Linked DNA regions of Homo sapiens: region 1 is linked to region 2. A link is an interaction called in ENCODE POLR2A ChIA-PET data of the cell type or tissue named here. Cell type or tissue: PC-9. All regions are shown on one strand. Each heading gives the region's core, and the rest is flanking DNA. Links, peaks and the distances in the headings are about the cores only. Region 1 overlaps LOC105376422 (a long non-coding RNA gene). Region 2 has its middle 25 kb from the start of SEPHS1.

What was found. Peaks named below come from ENCODE experiments on the same cell type or tissue, not always from the same donor. Only the 100,000 strongest peaks of a DNase experiment are listed, where the experiment ranks them.
Region 1: POLR2A ChIA-PET joins it to region 2 with 27 read pairs; 2 of 35 experiments call an interaction of 5 or more read pairs at or near these places.

Annotation. Positions count from the first base shown.
Region 1 is chr10:13,552,265-13,563,961 of GRCh38, forward strand. It overlaps LOC105376422 (a long non-coding RNA gene), which reads left to right. Exons shown (of 3, transcript XR_930675.1): 3 at 4,835-4,906. Among named protein-coding and RNA genes, the nearest start is that of PRPF18, 29 kb to the right of the region's middle. In PC-9, for the core only: no CTCF peak of the experiment used is centred there; a DNase peak (open chromatin) is centred at 4,897; H3K27me3 peaks cover 3,083 bases.
Region 2 is chr10:13,367,538-13,379,234 of GRCh38, forward strand. No RefSeq gene overlaps it. Among named protein-coding and RNA genes, the nearest start is that of SEPHS1, 25 kb to the left of the region's middle. In PC-9, for the core only: a CTCF peak has its summit at 4,538 (motif pointing right); no DNase peak of the experiment used is centred there.

The sequences.
Region 1 (11,697 bases), core at 1,159-9,158, 190 kb after region 2:
ATTACGAATGACTGTATGCTAAATAACCGAGCTTCAGAATACATGAAATACAAACTGTCAGGATTATAGCAATAAAAAAATAGACAAATCCACAATCATTGCTGGAGATTTTAACATATCTCTCTCAGTAATTGATAGAACTAGGAGACAAAATCCATAAGGCTATAGAAGATCTAAACCATACCATTAATCACTTTGACCTAAATGACAACTTTGGAACACTAAGCCCAAGTGGAAAATTCACATTCCTTCCAAGTGCAAATAGAATGTTCACTTAGATGGACTAAATGCTGGGTCATCAAACAAGTCTCAATAAATTGTTGATAAATATTGGATTCTGAAAGAGTATGTTTTCTGACCACAACAGAATTCAATTAGAAATCAGTAACAGTAAGATAGCTAGGAAGTTCCCAAATATTTGAAAATTAAGCAACACACTTTTAAGTAACACATGAGGCAAAAAATAAATCATAAGGGAAATGAGAAAATATTACAAAGTTAGTGAAAATACAACATAAAAAATTTGTGGGTTGTATTTACATCTTTAAATGCTAATATGAGACAGCAAGAAAAGCTTAACATAAATTATCTTAAGATTCCAGTTTAAGAACCTACAAAAAGACAAGTTAAACCCAAAGCAAGAAGGAAAGAGTAAAAAGCAGATATCGATGGGAAAAAAAAATCCAGAAGCAATCTATAGAGAAAATTATAAGCAAGCCAGAAGGAATTATTTGAAAAGGGTAATAAAATAGATAAAATTCTAGCAAGACCTATTAAGAAAAAAAGGGAGAAAATATACATTTTCAGTGTCAGGAATGAAAGAGCGTATGGATATCACTACAGATCCTATTGGCATTGAAGGATAAGAAAATAGTGTGAACTATCTTAGGTTGATATATTAACAACTTAGATAAAATGGCCAAGTTCCTTAAAAAGTAAAATCTAAGTTGGCACAATATGAAATAAAAAATTGGAACAACCCTTTTTAAATACATTGAATTTATTATGAAAAATATTTTCACAGGCTGAGCATGGTGGCTCGTGTCTGAAATCCCAGCATTTTGGGAGGCTGAGGCAGGAAGATCACTTGAAGCCAGGAGTTCAAGACCAGGCTAGGCAATAAAGGGAGACCCTATCTCTAAAATAAAAAAAGCCTGGGCGTGGTGGCTCACGCCGGTAATCCCAGCACTTTGGGAGGCCGAGGATCACTTGAGGTCAGGAGTTCAAGACCAGACCAGCCTGGGCAACATGGTGAAACCCCGTCTCTACCAAAAACACAAAAAAGCCAAGCGTGGTGGCAGGTGACTGTATTGCCAGCTACTCAGGAGGCTGAGGCAGGAGAATCACTTGAACCCAGGAGGAGTTAATAAATAAGTATATTGGCCAGGTGCAGAGGTTGCAGTGAGCTGAGATCATGCCACTGCACTCCAGCCTGGGCAACAGAGTAAGGCTCTGTCTCAAAAAATAAAATAAAGGACAAAGAAAGAATTTCTGATTTTTTCATTTCTATTCAGTTGGAAGTTCATCACAATAATGCAAGACAAAGAAAGAAAAGACATAAAAATAGGAGAAAAAGTAATAAAACTTTCTATTCACAGACAACGTGATTGTTAATGTAAAACTCCTAAGGAATCAATAAATAATAACAGCGAAACTACTAGAATCAGTGAATGAGTGTACAAAGTCTTAGGATACAAAGTCAGTATGAAAAAATCAATTGCATGTCTATGTACTAACAGCAAACAATTAGAAAATAAAAACCAATTTCATAAGCTAAGGGGAAAAGTCAAGCTGGGAACTGCTTAGGGCAAACCTACCTCCCATTCTATTCAAAGTCATCCCTCTGCTCACTGAGATAAACGCATATCTCATTGCCTCCCTTGGGAAGGCTAATCAGAAACTCAAAAGGATGTTAATCATTTATCTCTTATCTACCTATGACCTGGAAGCCCACTCCCAGCTTTGAGTTGTCCCGCCTTTCTGGACTGAACCAATATTCATCTTACATATGTTGATTGATGTGTCATGTCTTTCTAAAATGTATAAAACCAAGCTATGCTTACCACCTTGGATACATGTCCTCAGGACCTTCTGGGGCTGTGTCACATGCACATGACCTTAACTTTGGCAAAATAAACTTCCTAAATTGACTGAGACCAATCTCAGATATTTAGTGTCCACAAAAGCATGCAACAGTATTTACTAATATATTTTTTAAAAGATGTTCAAGATCTTTACGCTGAAAATTATTTAATGTTTTGAGAAATATTTAAGAGACTCAAATAAATGCTACAGTTATGTGGGTAAGGGCCACATGAGAATAGGAGGACATGGAGAAGAGGGTGTGGAGAAGGGCAGCAGCAATGGTGACTGGACATTGGCTACATATATGGAGATAAATAAGTATATTGACCAGGCGTGGTGGCTCATGCCTGTAATCCCAGCACTTCGGGAGGCCAAGGTCACGGGATTGCTTGAACCCAGGAATTTGAGACCTGCCTGGGCCACATCGTGAAACCCTATCTCTACAAAAAAATAAAAAATTAGCCAGCTCTGATGGTGTGCACCTGGAGTCTCAGCTACTAGGGAGACTGAGGTGGGAGGATCGCCGAGCCTGGGAGGTTGAGGCTGCAGTGAGCCATTATCATGTCACTGCACTCCAGCCTGTGCAACAGAGCAAGACCCTGCCTAAATAAATAAAAAAGAATATTAATGATAGTAGAGACCAGCTTTCTCATTGTCAGAGAAGGGAATTACAAATATGGAAAGCAGAAAGCAAGAGTGAACCAATAGCTGGAATTGGTGTGAATTCATGGCTTTATAGAAAGATATATACATACGCATACATGTAATTTCTAGTTCTGCCCACTGACAAGACTTGAACATGTCAACACCTCAATATTATTGAGCACACCTAAAGACCCAATCTTGATTTCTGAAAACCATTCTCCACCAAAAACAAACAAACAAAAATATCCGAGGCTTTTTGATGAAATTAATAATTTGCAAACCGGGACAGGGGATGCACAAAATGAGCCTGGAAAGTTTTGTGCAAAAAAATAAGGAAGTCCCCAAAATAATGATGGGGCTCTGTTAAAGGGCATAGAATCCAGTTGGAATGGGCTCCCCGCTGGTCAAATCTGAGACAAACAACATCAAAATTAGTAGTAATCATAACAAATTATAGCCAAGCACGGTGGCTCATGCCTGTAATCCCAGCACTTTGAGAGGCCAAGGCAGGCAGATCATTTGAGGCCAGGAGGTCGAGATCAGCTTGGCCAATATGGTGAAACCCTGTCTCTACCAAAAATACAAAAATTAGCCACTTGTGGTGGCGTGTGCCTGTAGTCCCAGCTACTCAGGAGACTGAGGCAGGAGAATCGCTTCAACCCGGGAGGCGGAGATTGCAGTGAGCTGAGATTGCACCACTGCACTCCAACCTGGGTGACACAGAGCGAGACTCCTTCTCAAAGAAAAAAAAAAAAAAAGTAATCGTAACAAATTATAACTCATCAAATAAAACAGGAACCCATGAGTCCACATTTGGTATAAAGAAATGTATACCAATGTGAATAAATTGTAAGTTAGATGAGGAACAGATATTTACATAGGTTTACCTTACCTCTTCAAAAACTAATATTAGTATTAATTCCAGAGGGAAAAACAGTCACTTACAGTGGAGAATCATGGCCAACACCTTCTTAATCAAATGACCAAACATAATACTAACATAGAACAGGCAAGCCCCAACATTGAGGCTTAGCCCAGAAGGGTTCTTGGCTTTGCCTGGGAAAGAATTCAAGGGTTAGCAGGTGGTGTTAAACAGCAACTTGGCAGCATACAGCAGCAGGAAAGGTGCAGCTCCTTGTGAAGCAGGGTTACCCCAAAGGCAGTGTGCCAAGAGAAGCAGCTTGGAGGTGGTTCTGCACTAATATTTATGCCTGTTTTAACTATACACAAATTAAGGGGCAGTTTATGCAGAAATGTCTAGGATGAGGGTGGTAACTTCCAGGTCATCAGGCCGTTGCCATGGAAAGGCCTTGTAATGTCCAGGTGTTGCCATGGCAATGGTAAACTGATATGGCATACGGATGGGTGTATCTTATGGAAAGCTGCTTCCCCTGGGAACCTGTTTTTGCTAGTCCTCAATTTGGTCCTGAATCTGAGCCCTGCCTCTGGAGTCAAGTTTTGCCTCCTACCTCAATATCACTGGTAATGGGACAAATAGACATCAGAATCCCCTGATGGAATGCCATGGGAACACAGCATCACTTCCATGATTCACAACCCAAATCTAGTCATGAGAAAACACTGGAAAAACCAAAATGGTGGGATATTCCTCAAAATAACTGTTCTATAGTCATCAGACTTGTCAAGTTCATGAAAATCGAGGAAAGAGTCAAGAACGATTTCAGATGGAAGGAGAGTAAAGAGATATGACAAATAAATGCAACGTATAATTGTGGACTAGCTCCTCTTGTATTAAAGAGATTATTGGGACAACTAGAAATTTAAATAGGGTAAAAGGATTAAGTAGTAGTAACGTATTAATGTCAACTTCCTGATTTTGATGGCAGTGTTTTGACTGTGCAGGAGAATATCCATCTGCAGGAAATATACACAAAAGAATTTGCTAACAAAGCTGTAGGTTTTTGGCTTTCTCCTGTCTGCTAAGTAAGTTACCACTCCATCATCTGTTTTCCACTTTTCTAAATTTTATTTTATTGATTTATTTTATTTTGTTAATAATCTTTATCTGTTATTTCCCCCCCATTCATTCTTTTTGTGTTTATGTGTTTTTTAATTACTCAATATCATTTTTGTTTGGTTTCAGGAGTGAGCAAATAAAAATGCTTCTGTTTAATCTACCATGAAAAACTGGAAGTCTCTCTGAGCTGTCATAAATCACATCACTGTGTGAGTCATAGAAGTAGAAAGTGAAAGGGAAGGTATCATAACTGGAAAAAAAAGCAGCAGTTGGAGAGAGGGGACAAATACAAAAGATATTTATATATCTTTATTTATTTATCGAGATGGAGTTTCGTTCTTTTTTTTTTTTTTTTTTTTTGAGACGGAGTCTTGCTCTGTCACCCAGGCTGGAGTGAAGCGGCGCGATCTCGGCTCACCACAACCTCCGCCTCCTGGGTTCATGCCATTTTCCTGCCTCAGCCTCCCAAGTAGCTGGGACTACAAGTGCCCGCCACCACACCCGGCTAATTTTTTGTATTTTTAGTAGAGACGGGGTTTCACCGTGTTAGCCGGGATGGTCTCGATCTCTTGACCTCGTGATCCGCCCACCTCGGCCTCCGAAAGTGCTGGGATTACAGGCGTGAGCCACCGTGCCCAGCCGGAGTTTCGTTCTTGTTGCCCAGGCGTGAGTGCAGTGGCGCCGTCTTGGTTCACTGCAACCTCCACCTCCCAGATTCAAGCAATTCTCCTGCCTCAGCCTCCCGAGTAGCTGGGATTACAGGCATGCCCCATCACGCCCGGCTAATTTTTTTGTATTTTTAGTAGAGACAGGGTTTCACCATGTTGGCCAGGCTAGTCTTGAACTCTTGACCTCAGGTGATTTGCCTGCCTCGACCTCCCAAAATGCTGGGATTACAGGCGTGAGCCACTGCACCCAGTCAGATATCATTTAAACAGAACTCTACTATTTTATATCCTTGTATACATAGTCCTAACGAACATGCTTGTTTAATCATTCTGCTATACAGAGAATGCAAAAAATTGTTTTGCACAAACCCATGTGGATTGTTATAAAATAATACGTTTTATTGCTGCTTAAATGCCAGTCCTCCTCAACAAAATATTAGCAAATCAAATTCAACAATGTATAAAAAAGTATACACTAGGACTAAGAGGGATTTGTTTCAGGTTTGCAAGGCTGGTTCAACATTTGAAAACTGATCGCTGTAATCTATCACATTAGCAGGCTGAAGAAGAATCCCATGATCCTATCAGCAGATGCAGAAAAATAATTTGACAAAATCCAACACTCATTTATGAAAAATCTTTCAACCAACTAGAAATAGAAGGGAACTTCTTCAACTTGATAAAGAATATCTATTTTAAAAATCCCTAGAGCTAGCATCATGCTTAATGGTGAGAAACTAGATGCTTTCCCACTAAGATCAGGAACAAGGCAAGGACGTCTGCTGTCACCACTCCTATTCAACATTGTACTGGAACTCCTAGATAATGCAATAAGACAAGAAAATGACATAAAAAGTGTATAGGTTGGTAAGGGAGAAATAAAACTGTCTTTGTTTGCAGATGACATGACTGTCCACATAGAAATACCAAAGAATCAACAAGAACTGGCTAATAAGTGATTATAGTAAGGTTGCAGGATACAAGGTTAATATGCAAAAGTCAATTGCATTCTTATATACCAGCAATGAACAAATGGAATTTGAAATAAAATACATAAAGCCATTTACACTAGTACTCACAAGTTAAATACTTAGGTATATATCTAACAAAATATATGTAAGATCTATAAGAAAAACTACAAAACTCTGATGAAAGAAATCAAAGAAGCTCTAAATAAATGGAGAGATATTCCATGCATGAAGATAGGAAAACTCAGTATTGTCAAGCTGTCATTTCTTTCCAATTTGATCTACAGACTCAGTGCATTCCATAGACATAACTAGTTGTTCCATAGTGTGTGTGTATGCATGTGTTGCTTAATGATGGGGATACATTCTGAAAAATGCGTAATTAGGCCATTTCATGGTTGTGCAAACATCACAGATATACTTACATACCAAGATAGTATAGCCTATTACATACATAGACTAGATGGTATAGCCTATTGCTCCTAGGAGATAAACCTGTACAGAATTTTACTGTACTGAATACTGTAGGCAATTGTAACACAACGGTATTTGTGTACTTAAGCATACCTAAACATAAAAACTACAGTAAAAACCTGGTATAAAAGATAAAAAACGATATAACTATATAAGACACCATGAATGGTGCTTGCAGGACTGGAAATTGCTCTGGGTGAGTCAGTGAGTGAGTGGTGGGTGAATGTGAAGGCCTAGAATGTTACTATACACTATCACAGACTTTAAAAGCCCCATAGCCTTAGGCTACACTAAGTTTATTTTTAAAATATAGTAATTGCTCCATGATCTTATGACATCTACAATGTCATCTGGTGATAGAAAATTTTCAGCTCCATTATAATCTTATGGGACCACTGTTGTGTATGTGGTCCACTGTTGACTGAAACACCATGATGTTGCACATGACTCTGTGTGTTTGTGTGTGTGTGTGTGTGTGTGTGTTCCCAGAGAAACCTGACTAATACAATGGCTAATTGTCTACTACTAGCTCTACTATCCTTCTTGCCTCCTTCTTGTCTTCAACCTGAATCAGCTTTCAGCTAACCTCAATTTACAGAGAAGCAGATAATTAACATTGAGGTATTGTTGTGTGAAGTTGATAGGGTCTATATACCTTTTACTTTTTTTTTTTTTTTTTTTTTTTGAGACAGAGTCTCGCTCTTGTTGCCCGGGCTGGAATGCAGTGGAGTGATCTTGGCTCACGGCAACTTCCACCTCCCGGGTTCAAGTAATTCTCCTGCCTCAGCCTCCTGAGTAGCTGGGATTACAGGCACCCACCACCATTCCCAGCTAATTTTTGTATTTTTAGTTGAGATGGGGCTTCACCATGTTGGCCAGGCTGGTCTCGAACTCCTGACCTCAGGTGATTCGCCCACCTCAGCCTCCCAAAGTGCTGGGATTACAGGCATGAGCCACTGCACCCGGACCTCCATATTTCTTTTAACAATAATGTCTTCAAACAAAAAGAAAGGAATGCTAAAAACGAAAGTTTATTCCACCAGGTTGGTGGACTGTATCATACATATGCATTTGATTCTATATACATAGATATGTGTTTTTATTTATTTTGGTTTTGGTTGAATGGTCATTGCTCCAACCAAAAAGATATGTGTTTTATTTATTTTGTTTTTGGTTGGAGGGTCATTCTGGATGTCAGTCTCTGCCTGCTACAGATAGTGGGCACCTACCTCAGCAGGCTGTCTCTTGCAGACTCTGGGTTTTTCTCAGATTAAGAACCCAGACCCACTAGCTGTAGACCTAGTCTGTGGCTCTAAGACAGACATTTAATATTGATGATTCCCTCCAACCTGAGCCTGCTTGCGGCTTCCAGCCTGCGACCTTCCCTAGCTTATACAACCAGGCTTCGGCCCTGGTTCCTTGTTTGTGCTTTAGCAATCTGGTAGTTCTGGAGCCATGACACAAGCTTAGGCCCATTTGGCTAGATTGCGATTTTCTGTGTAGCTTTTGCCAGCTTCTGTGCCCCAGAGTGTCTGATACCATTCATTCTACTTCTATTTCAACTTGAATAGACTTCTCTTGGACTCTGATTCTGGTTCTGCATGACTAAGTTGCTGCCATTACTCAGTGACTGTTGAAGTTGTGCCCTCACTTAGCAAGAGAGACCTCCTGGGTGGATCCAACTTGAACTGTTTCCAAGTTTCTCTTGCTCTGGTGGATACTGTGACATGCATCCTGGGACTCAATGTTGTTTCTGGGTTGGTTCCAGACTCCCTGTTTCCAGTTCATTCCCTGGTCCCTGATGGGGAGCTTCTGGGATCCAACATGCTTCACATTTTGGTCTGCAAGGGTTAGGGAATAGTTATCAAATCACAGCACACAGAAGATTGGGAGATAAGCATAAAGGATATCTTAAGTAAAAAAGTGACAAGATGAAAGTGGCATTTTGGGATGATTAATCTCCTAGTGCTGTGCGGGACAAATCAGAAACAGGGCCAGGTGCAGTGGCTCACGCCTGTAATCCCAGCACTTTGGGAGGCCGAGGCAGGTGGACCACTTGAAGTTAGGAGTTCGAGACCAGCCTGGCCAACGTGGCGAACACTCATCTCTATTAAAAGTACAAAAAATAAGCCAAATGTGATGGCGCATGCCTGTAATCCCAGCTACTCGGGAGGCTGAGGCAGGAGAATTCGTTGAAACTGGGAGGTGGAGGTTGCAGTGAGCTGAGATCGTGCCCCTGCACTCCAGCCTGGGCGACAGAGCAAGACTCCATCTTGAAGAAAAAAAAAAAAAGAAGACGCAGGGTACACTGTCTCACATGTTAATCCATTAATTGAGGCATTTCGTGCTTAAGACCTGGCCTAGGGTAGTAGTGAACATGAGAAGTAATGAATCTAAAATACTTCATGCAAATTGCAAATAAGATGCTATTTGCATAAAGATGTTCACTGCAGAATAACTTATAATAGCAAAAGCTTGCAATGACCTAAATATCCAGCAACACAGGAGTGATTTAAATAAATTCTGGTTATAGTCCACTTAATGAAATATTACATAACTAAAGAAGCCACAATGAAGACTGTCAATCAAAATGTGAAAGTGGATGTGATATGATTAAATAAAAGAAAAAACAGGATGCAAAATAATAGGTGCACAATTATTACAAAGTCTATACACATGCAAATAAAATATGCGCCCTAATTTTATTAAGTGGTAACAGTAATTGTGTGATAGAATTACGTATGATTTTATTTTCTCCATTTGCTAAATTCCTATAATATGGTTGTATTAGTTTTAAAGGTTCTGTGATTCTAACTTCCTATTTAGAGTAATTTTACCTCTAATTTCAGTGATCATTTTGATAAATTTATTGGTGCCCTGATATATCCTAGGTCCTGGAATGAACCTTGAGGGAGGGTAAACAGCCATTTTGAGAAAGTCATGTTGTTTGTTTTTATTTTTTCATCAAGGGCCAAGCCAAACCTGCCTTTGGCAGTTGAGGCCCTTGATGAAAAAATAAAAACAAATAGCAAAACATTGTTTTCCAGGCAGCCCAAGAAGACCTACTTACTGGAAACTTATGCATTGGATTTATGTCGATTTCTAGCATAGCTGGGCCACAGCTGCCTCCCCGGCCACCAGGTGCCCATACTTTGTACTCATTTTCCCTTTCTCTGGGGGCTACAATAGGAACTAATGTTAAAATCAGCAAGCCCTAAGCATTGTTGAAATCAACGAGCCCTTACCACAACTGGCATGTTTTTTCCCCTTAATACTGCTTGTTTTTCATCTCTACCTTGAGGCAGTATTAACTTAGTTGATAAAATCATGGACAGACCTGGTTTGAAGTTCTGGGTGTTCTGCTCATAGCTGTGTGATCGTGGGTAAGTTACTCGACCAAGCCGTGTCTCCATCAGCTCCGGGTGTGATATTGCTACCTTATAGAATTGCGGAATGATGGTAAAGAGGCCCAGGAAGAGTTATCAGTAGAGCTATTTTGCCATCATTCAACCTCACCAAGTTGCTGCTGAGGGAGAAGGGTGCTGGCCTCTCAGTGGATCCTGTATCTCCATTTGGGGGAGGTCAGGACAGGACTGTGCACAAAGACCCTTTATGTTACAACTTGACATGTTTTCTGAAATGCCGCCTGCATTCATGACTCTCCTGGGACAGTTTAGATGTCACTATCATCCAGCATCTAGATACTCTTATGCAGCTACAGAATTTATTGAGGTAAATGTGCAACGATTTTCAGATGAGGCCGGAAACATAGCATTCTTTGTATGGCAAAGATGAATGTGTCTTAGTCCGTTTATGTTGCTATAAAGGAACACCTGACTCTGGATAATTTATAAAGACAAGTTTTTTTGGCTCACAGTTCTCCAGGCTGTATAAGAAGCATGGCGCCAGCATCTGCTTCTGGTGAGGCCTCAGGAAGCTTCCACTTACTGCAGGAGGGGAAGGGGAGCCAGCGCCAGCATGTGGTGATCACACGGTGAGAGAGAAAGCAGGAGAGAGAAGGAGGTGCCAGACACTTTTTAACAACCAGCTGTCGTGTGAACTAATAGAGCGAGAGCTCTGTCATTACTGAGAGGATGCACCAAGCCGTTCATGAGGGATCCGCCCCCGTGACTCAACCACCTCCCATTAGGCCCCACCTCCAATGTTGGGAATCAAATTTCAACACGAAGTTTGGGCAACAAACATCTAAACCGTAGCAAACAGGTAAGTGGGAAGTTCAGTAATAATTACCGAATTTATAGATAACAGGTCTCTGAGCCCATCTCCCCTGAATACTCCCTTTTGGGAGCCTGTGGCCAGGCTGATCTTGAACTCCTGACCTTGTGATCCACCTGTCTCAGCCTCCCAAAGTGTTGGGACTACAGGTGTGAGCCACTGCGCCTGGCCTGGTGCCTGCATTTTTTATTTTTATTTTTATTTTTTTTGAGACGGAATCTGACTCTGTCACCCAGGCTGGAGTGCAGTAGCATGGTCTCAGCTCACTGCAACCTCCGCCCCCCTGGGTTCAAGTGGTTCTCCTGCCTCAGCCCCCTGAGTAGCTGGGATTACAGGCACCTGCCACTGCGCCTGGTTAATTTTTGTATTTTTAGTAGAGACAGGGTTTCACTGTGTTAGCCAGGATGGTCTCTATTTCCTGACCTTGTGATCCGCCCAACTCGGCCTCCCAAAGTGCTGGGATGACAGGCATGAGCCACTGCGCCTGGCTGGTGCCTGCATTTTTTAACCTATGTTTCCTCTCTCTCTGTCACTGACTCTAACATGTCCCCTGTTGGCTGGATCCATGAACTTGCAGGCTATTCTTCTTGGATTACCTCTTCCACCTGGATTTTTTTTTTTTTTTTTGAGACAAGGACTCACT
Region 2 (11,697 bases), core at 56-8,055:
TCCATCTCAAAAAAGAAAAAAAAAAAAAAGAAATGTGAAAGGTGAATGCCAGAGACTCAAAGACGTCAAGAACAACCAGCATCTCTTCCAGTTTTTTTTGAGATTTTGTGCTTTAATTAATCAATTAATTATTTTTAGAGAAAGGGTCTTGTTCTGTTGCACAGGCTGGGTACAGTGGTGTAATCATAACCCATTTTTATCTCAAACTCCTTCCTTCGCTCAAGTGGTCCTGTCTCAGCCTCCTGAGGAGCTGGGACTACAGGTGCACACCACCTTACCTAGCTAAATTATTTTTATTTTTCTTAATAGAGACAGGGTCTCTCTGTGTTGCTTAGGCTGGTCTCAAACTCCTGGCCTCAAGTGGTCCTCCTCTCTTTTTAATTAAAAAAAATTAAAACTGCCAACGATTACAAACATAAGCGGTATAGTTAAAGCGTATATGTCTAATAATTTAATGCTTTTCATACACACACATGCAAATCAGTGCAATATAATTATGCTGTTTACAAGACAATTAGGAGTCTTATAATAAAAGTACACCTTTGCATTTCAAAAATATGAGACTTTGACTTCAGAGGGAGAAGAATTTTTTCTTTTCTTGTTTTTTTTGAGACAGAGTCTCAAAAAGAGTGCAGTGGCAAGATCTCGGCTCACTTGCAAATTCTGCCTCCCAGGTTCAAGCGATTCTCCTGCCTTTGCCTCCTGAGTAGCTAGGATTACAGACATGCACCACTACACCCAGCTAATTTTTGGAAATTTAGTGGAGACGGGGTTTCACCATGTTGGTCAGGCTGGTCTCAAACTCCTGACTTCAGGTGATCGGCCTGCCTCAGCCTCCCAAAGTGCTGGGATTACAGGCTTGAGCCGCCGCACTAGGCCTGTGAAAGATTTCTTAAGATACAAAAAGCACAAATCAGAAGGAAAAATTTTGATAAACTTGACTCTATTAAAGCTTACACTTTTTGTGTAATAAAGAGGTACTTAAACCACATTAAAAGACAAGCCAGACCAGGCACCGTGGCTGAAGTCTGTAATCTGAGCACTTTAGGAGGCCAATGTGGGCTGATCGTTTGAGCTCAGGAGTTCGAGGTTGGCCTGGCAAACATGGTGAAACCCCATCTCTACAAAAAATGACAGAAAAGTTACCCAGACATGGTAGTGCACGCCTGTAGTTCCAGCTATTGGGGAGGTTGAAATGGGAGTATTACTGAAGCCTGAAAGCCAAGGCTGCAGTGAGCCAAGATTGTACCACTGCACTCCAGCTTGGGTGACAGAGCAAGGCCCTGTCTCGAAAAAAAAAAAAAAAGACAAGCCACAGAATGAGAGTAGATAGTCACACTGCATATAATCAACAAAGGAGGAACACTTTCTAGAATATGTAAAGAACTAAAAATCAATAAAAATATATCCAATCAAAAAATAACAAAGTTATGAACAGGGAATTCACAAAAGAAGCCATCTAAGTTGCGAATAAATACATGAGGCAGAGCACGGTGGCTCACGCCTGTAATCCCAGCACACTGGGAGACAGAGCGGGGTGGATCACCTGAGGCTGGGAGTTCAAGACTAGCCTGACCAACATGGAAAAACCCTGTCTCTACTAAAAATACAAAATTAGCCAGGTGTGGTGGCACACGCCTATAATCCCACTTACTTGGGAGGCTGAGGCAGGAGAATAGCTTGAACCCCGGAGGCAGAGGTTGCAGTGAGCCGAGATTGTGCCATTGGACTTCAGCCTGGTCAACAAGAGTGAAACTCTGTCTCTAAATAAATAAATAAATACACGAAAAGATGCTCAACCTCACCAGTAATCAGGAGAATGCAAATTAAAGCTAGATATCACTTTACAGCCACTGCACTGGCAAAAATTAAGTCCAGTGAGTCTTGATCACATATTGTGAGGAACATGGGGAAATCAGAGGTCTCTTATGCTCAGGGCAGGACTGTACATCAGTAAAGCTGTTTTGGAGGGCAATTGGATACTTTCTAGTAGAGGTGAAGACACATATATCCTCTGATTCATTAGTGCCGCTTCTAGGTGGATGTTCGTGCACAGAGTTGCATACGAAGATGTTTGTAATAGCAAATAATCGGAAATAAATGTTCATTGAAAAAGGAGTAGAAGGCCGGGCATGGTGGCTCACGCCTGAAATCCCAGCCCTTTGGGAGGCCAAGGCTGGTGGATCACTTGAGATCAGGAGTTCAAGACCAGCCTGACCAACATGGAGAAACCCCGTCTCTACTAAAAATACAAAATTAGCCGGGCGTGGTGGCGGGCACCTGTAATCCCAGCTACTTGGGAGGCTGATGCAGGAGAATTGCTTGAACCTGGGAGGCGGAGGTTGCGGTGAGCCAAGATCACAGCACTGCACTCCAGCCTGGGCAACAAGAACGAAAGTCTGTCTCAAAAACAAAAAAACAAAAAAACAAAAAACAAAAACAAAAAAAGGAGTAGAAAAAATAAATGTTGCACATTCATATCACAGAATACTATATAGCAGTCAAAATTATGAAGCAACTCTAAATGTATCAGCATAAAGGAACCTTAAAACGATGTTAAGGAAGCTGTTTAATAAGTTTGGAGTTTCAATTTAGGATAATGAAAAAGTCCTGGAGATCGGTGGTGGTGATGGTAGCCCAATAGTGTGAATGTACTTAATGCTACCGAACTGTACGCTTAACATGGTTAAAACGGTATTTTTTTTTTTTGAGGCGGAGTTTCACTCTTGTTGCCCAGGCTGGAGTGCAGTGGCGTGATCTCAGCTCACGGCAACCTCTGCCTCCCAGGTTGAAGTGATTCTCCTGCCTCAGCCTCCCAAGTAGCTGGGATTACAGGCATGCACCACCACGCCTGGCTAGTTTTGTATTTTTAGTAGAGACGGGGTTTCTCCATGTTGGCCAGGCTGGTCTTGAACTCCCGACCTCAGGTGATCTGCCCTCCTCAGCCTTCCAAAGTGCTGGGATAACAGGCGTGAACTACTGTGCCTGGCCTAAAATGGTAAATTTTATGCTGTGTATATTTTACTATAATTAAAAAGCATAGTGTTAAGTGAACAGAACAAGTGCAAGATAAAATGCATTATATGATGCCGTTCGTGAAATCTGAAAACACTAAATAATAATACTACTACATACTTACTGAATGTGTTTATCTATGACCAGAATGAGAAGGACTCACATAAAATGCATGATATTCTGACTTTTGGGAGGGAGGGAGAAAAGCCAGAAGTAGAGGTTATGCTTGAACTTCATAACATTTTATTTATATTTATTTATTTATTTATTTACTTAAGATAGAGTCTCACTCTGTCGCCCAGGCTGGAGTGCAGTGGCGCGATCTCGGCTCACCGCAACCTCTCTCTCCTGGATTCAAGCGATCCTCCAGCCTCAGCCTCCCGAGTAGCTGGGACCACAGACGCCTACCACCATGCCTGGCTAATTTTTGTCTTTTTAGTAGAGACGAGGTTTCGCCATGTTGGCCAGGCTGCTTGAACTCCTGACCTCAGGTGATTTGCCCGTGTCGATCTCCCAAAATGCTGGGGTTACAGGCGTGAACCACTTCGCCCAGCACACATTTTATTTGTTTTAAAAAACTAAGAAAGGCTGGGCACCCATGCCTCTAATCCCAGCAGTTTGGGAGGCTGAGTTGGGAGCATTGCTTGAGCTCAGGAGTTCATGACCAACCTGGGCAACACAGGAAGACCCCATCATTATTTAAAAAAAAAAAAAAAAAGAAAGTATTTTAAGACCAGGCCTGATGGCTCATGCCTATCATACCAACACTTCGGGAGGCTGAGGTGGGGAATCACTTGAGTCCAGGATTTCGAGACCCACCTGGGCAACACAGAAAAACCACATCTCTACAAAAAAATTTAAAAATTAGCTGGACATTTTGGTGTGCACCGATAGTCCCAGCAGTCAGAAGGCTGAGATGGGAGAATCACTTGATCCCAGGAGATCAAGGTTGCAGTGAGGTATGACTGTGCTACTACACTGCAGCCTAGGTGACAGAGCAAGACCCTGTCTAAAAAAAAATACAACAAAAAAAAGAAGTGTAAAGGACAGAGTGTTGAGACACAGCAATGATATCCTCCCCTGTTCTAGATGGGAAAAGACAGAAACTTATATAAGGTGAAGGAGAGAAATAAGTACAGTTTCACAGAACCTGGGGGAAAAGTATGTTTCTGTAAGAATGGAGTTATAAACAGCTTCGAAAGCCAAGTAGACAGGTGACTGGCAAAAGGTCACCATGACTGTGAGGTTTATTGTGGAAAATATACACAAAGTGGATAATCCTGAGAACAAAGAAAACACCCTGCCTTGCAAGGTCTCCCATGAAAAGCACCTCTTAGAATTTGAGGCTTGGTTGATATGTGAACTTTGTCACTTGATTGATTTAGAATGGCATTTCTCAATCTGGAGACTGCAGACATATTTAGACGAGATTCCCCTCCCCGCTCTTTAAAAAAGTCTGTGTATTAATCCAGATGAGACCTGTGGGTTTTGTGCAGATCCCCACTATGGCCGGTAGGAGGCAGCATAACCTAATGCTCTGAGTCAGGATCCTGTTGCTGGAGTCTGTGCTCTGGCCCAGGGGAGGAGGAGCAGCTCATCAGCTCTGTGCTTCTGTTTCTTTCTCTATATCCTGCAAAAGGCAGGAATTAACAGAGCTAAACACTCTCAAAATATTAAATGCTGTGGGGGCGCCAGGCATCACTGCAGAAACCACAGCTGAATATAACACTATTCTCCCTGCTGCTCTCTGGCCCTAGGATCAGAAAAGCTCAACACTTTTTATTTTTTTAAATAGATAAATAAATTTATTTTGAGACAGAGTCTCAACTCTGTCTCCAACTTTTATTTTCGATTCAGGATGTATATGTTCAGGTTTAGTATATTTCCATGATCCTGAGGTTTGGGGTACGATTGATCCTATCACCCAGGTACTGAGCATATCACCCAACAGGTGGGTTTTCAGCCCTTATCTCCTTGCCTCCTCCCTCCTTTCCCCCTTTTGGAGTCCTTAGTGTCTACTGTTCCCATCTTTATGTCCATGTGTACCCAAAGTTCAGCTCCCACTTATAAGTGAGAACATGCAGTATTTGATTTTCTGTTTCTGTGTTAATTCGCTTAGGATAATGGCCTCCAGATGCGACTTTGTTGCTGCAAAGGACGGGAGCTTGTTCTTTTTTATGGCTGTATAGTATTCCACGGTGTATATACACCACATTTTCTTTATTCAATCCACTGTTGATGGGTACCTAGATGATCCCACGTCAAAAATGTTACATTCAGCTGTGGCTCACATTATATTTCTATTGGACAGAGATTATATTTCTATTGGACAAAGCTGCTCTGAGCTATTAATAAGCAGGAAGTGTGTTGTGCATCTCTAAGAGGAGGTCATAGTAGGCAGGCAAGGTTTGGAAACACATTTGACCACAGAAGCATTTTTCACATAATATCTGGTTATCTATTTATTCTCCTTTATGGGGTTGCAAAACAAAATCATGTCCATTAATTTCCTTGATCTGCTTCGAGTCCCATTTAGTGGATGTCTACCCAGAAGTATGCTTCCCAAAGAAGTTAATTTTTTGTATGTGTGTCAGAGTCTCACTCTGTCACCTAGGCTGGAGTACAATGGCGCGATCTTGGCTCACTACAACCTCTGCCTCCCGGGTTCAAGCAATTCTCCTGCCTCAGCCTCCCAAGCAGCTGGGATTACAGGCACCTGCCGCCACGCCCAGCTAATTTTTGTATTTTTAGTAGAGACGGGATTTCATCATATTGGCCAGATTGGTCTCTTGGCCAGGCTGGTCTCGAACTCCTGACCTTGTGATCTGCCCTCCTCGGCCTCCCAAAGTGCTGAGATTACAGGCGTGAGCCACTGTGCTTGGCCTAGAAGTTAATTTATTGAAACAAATCAATGGAGGCTCTGCAAAGAAGCCCCTCATTGTTCTGATAGCTGTAACATGATGAAGACCGGCAGAAGCATCCTTCATGCAGCTGTCCACTGTGCAAGTGGTTTTAGCAAAACCAAAATGAAAGTACATTTTATCATTTCATTGTATCCCAGAGAATCATAGAAATTGAGATTTGAAAGGTATCTAATCCAATACCCCCAAGTCATATTCTTGATTGGGAACCAAACACCCAGCTGCCAATACTATGTCAAATGTTTATTGAGCATCCACTATGCTCCAGACACTTGTTTTACACTCACCAACAAACTTACCAAGCTGATTCTATAATGATCAGTACAATTTTGTAGGTATTAGGAAGATCAGAGAGGTTGGACCACCTCTTTGAGGTCACACAGCTGGATGGAGGCGCTAGCATGCTTCTCCACTATGTTCTGCTGCCACTGGGAAGCGAAGAGACTTGCAAACATACCAGGTATATTAATAATATTCCAGCCACTACAAATAGCAATGTACAGTGTTTGCACTAGACCAATGACAGTGGTAATACAGTGAAAAGAGTAATCATTTTTACCAGTTTCAGAGTACTAAGACAATAATGTGGAAATGAAAAAACTGCCAGGCTCAGTGGCTCATGCCTTTAATCCCAGCATTTCAGGAGGCCAGGGTGGGAGGATCCCTTGAGGCCAGAGTTCAAGACCAGCCTGGGCAACATAGCAAGACCTCATCTCTACAGAAAAAATTTTAAACTTAGCCAGGCATGCAGTGTGTGCCTGGGATCCTAACTGCTCAGGAGGCTGACCTGGGAGGATGGCTTGAGCGCAGGAAGTCGAGGCTATAGTGAGCTATGGTGGTGCCACTGCACTCCAGCCTGGCAGCCTGGGTGACAGAGCGAGGCCAGTTTCTAAAAGAAAAATATTGAAAAAAATGAAATAAAAAGTCTTGGGCAGGGCGTGGTGGCTCATGCCTGTAATCCCAGCGCTTTGGGAGGCCAAGGTGGGCGGATCACTTGAAGCCAGGAGTTCGAGGCCAGCCTGGCCAGTATGGTGAAACTGTGTCTCTATTAAAAATATAAAAATTACCCAGTCATGGTGGCAGGTACCTGTAATCCCAGCTACTCGGGAGGCTGAGGCAGGAGAATTGCTTGAACCCGGGAGGTAGAGGTTGCAGTGAGCTGAGATCGCACCATTGCACTCCAACTTTGGCAAGAGAGCGAGACTCCATCTCAAAAAAATAAAAAAATTAAAGAGTTGAAATTTAAGAAATACTTACAGTATTAAAATAAAATGTTCTAATAGCCACATTGAAAAAGTAAAAAGAAACAGATGAAATTAGTTTTAATAATACATGTTATTTAACCCAATACACTCCAAATAGTCTCATTTCAATGTGTAAGTAACATTTTTTAAATGGTTAAAAATGTCTTATTAGGTCTTTTAAATACGATGCAAATTTTACACCTAAGAGCTCATCTCAAGTGCTCAGTACCTATATGTGCCTAATGGCTGCTGTATTGGATGGTGTAGGCTCAGAGATTAAATACTGCAAGGAAACCCCAAATAGAACCTGAGAAGTCATCACGAAGTTACAGGGAAAATAATGGAAATGAGCAGAGGATACAATTGGGTTAATATAAAGGCCGAGATGTTAGAAGACAGCCTGTCCAGGAAAAGGCTTAGCTGACAGCACAGTTAGGTTAGATTAAAATGGACTCTGTTGCTGGGCACAGTGGCTCACGCCTGTAATCCCAGCACTTTGGGAGGCCGAGGTGGGCAGATCACAAGGTCAAGAGATCGAGACCATCCTGGCCAACATGGTGAAACCCTGTCTCTACTAAAAATACAAAAATTAGCTGGGCGTGGTGGCACTCATCTGTAGTCCCAGCTAGTCGGGAGGCTGAGGCAGGAGAATTGCTTGAACCCGGGAGGTGGAGGTTGCAGTGAGCCAAGATCGTGCCACTGCACTCCAGCCTGGGTGACAGAGCAAGACTCCATCTCAAAAAAAAAAAAAAGGTGGGGGGGCTCTATTATGCAAAAATGAAAGCTCACTGAGTTAATGACTGTTCCCAGCATTTCTCTTAATACTCCAGGCAGGGATCAGGAGAGACACTTGCGGTCTAGGCCAGGAGGTGGTTTGGTCTTGTGTTTATTTGTTGCTTTGAATTCTAGTTGAGTTGTTGCCGCTGTGTGTTTATAGGATGAGGCTGTGGAGAGTTTAGCCATTTTTTTTTTCAACTGCAAATGATGTGTGTCTATATGTACATGTGTGTATATAGAGTTTTTGTTTTTGTTGTTGTTTTTGTTTTTTGTTTGTTTTTTAAGAGACTGGGTCTTGCTCTGTTTCCCAAGCTGGAGGGCAGTGGTATGATCATAGCTCACTGCAACCTTGACCTCCTGGGCTCAAGTGACCCTCCCACGTCAGCCTTCTGAGTAGCTGGGACTATAGGTGTGAACCACCACACCTGGCTAATTTTTAACATTTTTTGTAGAGATAGGGTCTTGCTATGTTGTCCAGGCTGATCTCAAACTCCTAGGCTCAAGCAATCCTCCCACCTTGGCCTCCCAAAGTGCTGGCATTACTGGCATGAGCTACTGTGCCAAGCCTGCAAATGATGTATGTTAACAGTAACAACTTCTCAGACTCTTTAGCGAGAGATAATTTTAGCTCCCTGCCCCATTCTAATTCACTGGTTTCCAAACTTGTCACTGTGTCTTCATGCTGACATTCTAGGCACTCCTCGTCTCGGCTCCCCTATCTTTATTTCATCTTTGGGCTAGCTTTCCTCCCCCAGACAGAAGCAGCCTGGATGCTCTGCCTGTAGCTCTTATTAAACAGGCTTGAAATACCTGGTCCCCTCTTAACCTGCTCTGAAATATTTCTTCTTACACACCTCTGTAAAAGCATTTTACGATCCCCCATATTAATCCCTGTTTTTTTTTTTTTTTGTCAGCGCTGCATAATTGTACCATGAGCCACGATCCTAAGTCAAGAGACCTTTCTCTCACCAGTGCAGATGATTGCTCCCTCCAGGTGTGTAGGAGGGAGGATGGCATGGCTTTCATCAAACCGTGAGCTTTTTCAGAACTTCCAACCCACCATAAAGCTCATCTGAAGAATGTTTGCTTTTCCCTGTCAAATATTTCTCTGATCCAAAGTCTGTTAACAATTTAAACGTCAAATCCCCCTCTAAGGTTACTGAACGGGTATCTCTTTTTGTTATGAAGTGAAGGTGTGTAATTATTCCAGCCAGGTTCGAAGTCACCTGATCTGAGCTGGTCTTTCTCCTGGGGATGCTCTGTGAGTATTAAATTCCCAAGTTCCCTTCCCAAGCTGGCAGTGCGACATAACCAAACAGCTATCCGATAGCTGCTTTTGGAAGGCAGCAAACTTCTGCCAGGCTTAGAGGAACCTGTTTCACGCAAACATGCGCAGCTTATGGGGGATCATCTTGGGACTAGTGTGCAGGCCCAGGCAATTGAGTAAGAACTACGTACTTTCAATAACTTTTTGACGACTAAGCCTTTCTTCTTGAAGCCAGGATTTCTCTTATCTTTTCCCTTTCTTAGCTGCAAGAAAAGCATGTACATATTTTGTTGTTTGCAACCTTTCAAAAGTCCACTTTCTGGTTTTTGGTGCCTGAAACAACTTTTTTTTTTCTTTTCTTTTCTTTTCTTTTTTTTTTGTTTGGGATGGAGTCTTGCTCTGTCACCCAGGCTGGAATGTGGTGGCACGATTTCGGCTCACTGCAACCTCTACCACCTGGGTTCAAGCAATTCTCCTGCCTCAGCCTCCCTGGTAGCTGGGACTACAAGCATGTGCCACCACGCCTTGGTAATTTTTGTATTTTTAGTAGAGATGGGGTTTCACCATGTTGGCCAGGCTGGTCTTGAACTCCTGACCTCAAATGATCCACCCGCCTCAGCCTCCCAAAGTGCTGGGATTACAGGTGTGAGCCACCGTGCCCGGCTTGACTTTTTTTTCTTTTCTTTTTTTTTTTTGAGACAGAGTCTTGCTCTGTTGCCCAGGCTTTAGTGCAGTGGCACGATCTTGGCTCACTGCAACCTCTGCCTCCCTCGTTCAAGCGATTCTTGTGCCTCACCCTCCACCGAGTAGCTAGGATTACAGGTGCCCACCACCATGCCTAACTAATTTTTATATTTTTTAGTAGAGATAGGGTTTCACCATGTTGCCCAGGCTGGTCTTGAACTCATGGCCTCAAGTGATCTGCCCACCTTGGGCTCCCAAAGTGCTGGGATTACAGGCATGAACCACCACGCCTGGCCCTTTCTTTTCTTTTCTTTTCTTTTTTTAAGACAGATACTTGCTCTGTCACCAAGGCTGGAGTGCACTGGCATGATCTTGGCTCACTGCAACCACCGCCTCTCAGGTTCAAGTGATTCTCGTGCCTCAGCCTCCCAAGTAGCTGGGGCTACAGGTGCATGTGCCACCACGTGGCTATTTTTTTTTGTAGTTTTAGTAGAGACAGGGTTTCACCATGTTGGCCAGGTTGGCTTCTGGCCTCAAGTGATCCAATGGCCTCTGCCTCCCAAAGTGCTGGGATTACAGGCGTGAGCCACTGCACCTGGCTCATCTCTATTTTCTTTCGCCAAGAATCCTTTGTAGTACCCAAATTTCATGATGTCATGGGAGTGGAGTTAAATTGGAAGCACTTACATTATATGACCAATTAAAGTCCGCTTTAACTACAATGACTAATAGGTCAATCCTGTTAGTGTAACATTCTGTTCCTGTCAGGAAGTGGTTATATAATGCACAGCGGGACTGGTAGAAATGTTGGGTTTGTTCGTTTCTGGATAGTAAGTAATTAGCTTTAATTTGACTTTAAAAGTATTAGGAGGTGGCCAGGAGCAGTGGCTCACGCCTGTAATCCCAGCACTTTGGGAGGCCAAGGCAGGTGGATCACCTGAGGTCAGGAGTTCGAGACCAGCCTGGACAACATGACGAAACCCTGTCTTTACTAAAAAATACAAAAATTAGCTGGGTGTGGTGGCATGCATCTGTAATCCCAGCTACTCAGGAGGCTGAGGTGGGAGAATTGCTTGAACCTGGGAGGCAGAGCTTGCAGTGAGTACAGATTGTGCCACTGCACTCCAGCCTGGGGGACAGAGCAAGACTCCGTCTCAGAAAAAAAAAAAAAAGATACAATGGTCAATAAATGCATGAAAAGATGTTCAACATCGTTAGTCATTAGAGAAATGACAATCAAAGCCCCACTAAGATACCACTTCATACCCACTAGGATGACTAGAATCAGAAAGACAGACAAAAGCAAGTGCTGGTGAAGACACAAAGAAATTAGAATCCTCATATGTTGTTGTGGTGGATGTAAATGATGTAACCAGTTTGGAAAATAGTTTGACAGTTCCTCAAAAGATTAAAAATAGCATTACCATGTGAACCAGAAATTCCACTCCTAAGGATACAACCAGGAGAAACGAAATATATGTCCACACATATATTTCACATGTATGTCCACACATATATGTACACGAATGTTCCCAGCAGCATTATTCACAACAGCTAAAAGATGGAAACGACACAAATATCCATCAGGTGACAAATGGATAAACAAACGAGTTGTTAGAAATACCATTTGACCCAGCCATCCCATTACTTGGTATATACTCAAAGGATTATAAATCAAGCTGCTATAAAGACACATGCACACATATGTTTATTGTGGCACTATTCACAATAGCAAAGACTTGGAACCAACCCAAATGTCCATCAATGATAGACTGGATTAAGAAAATGT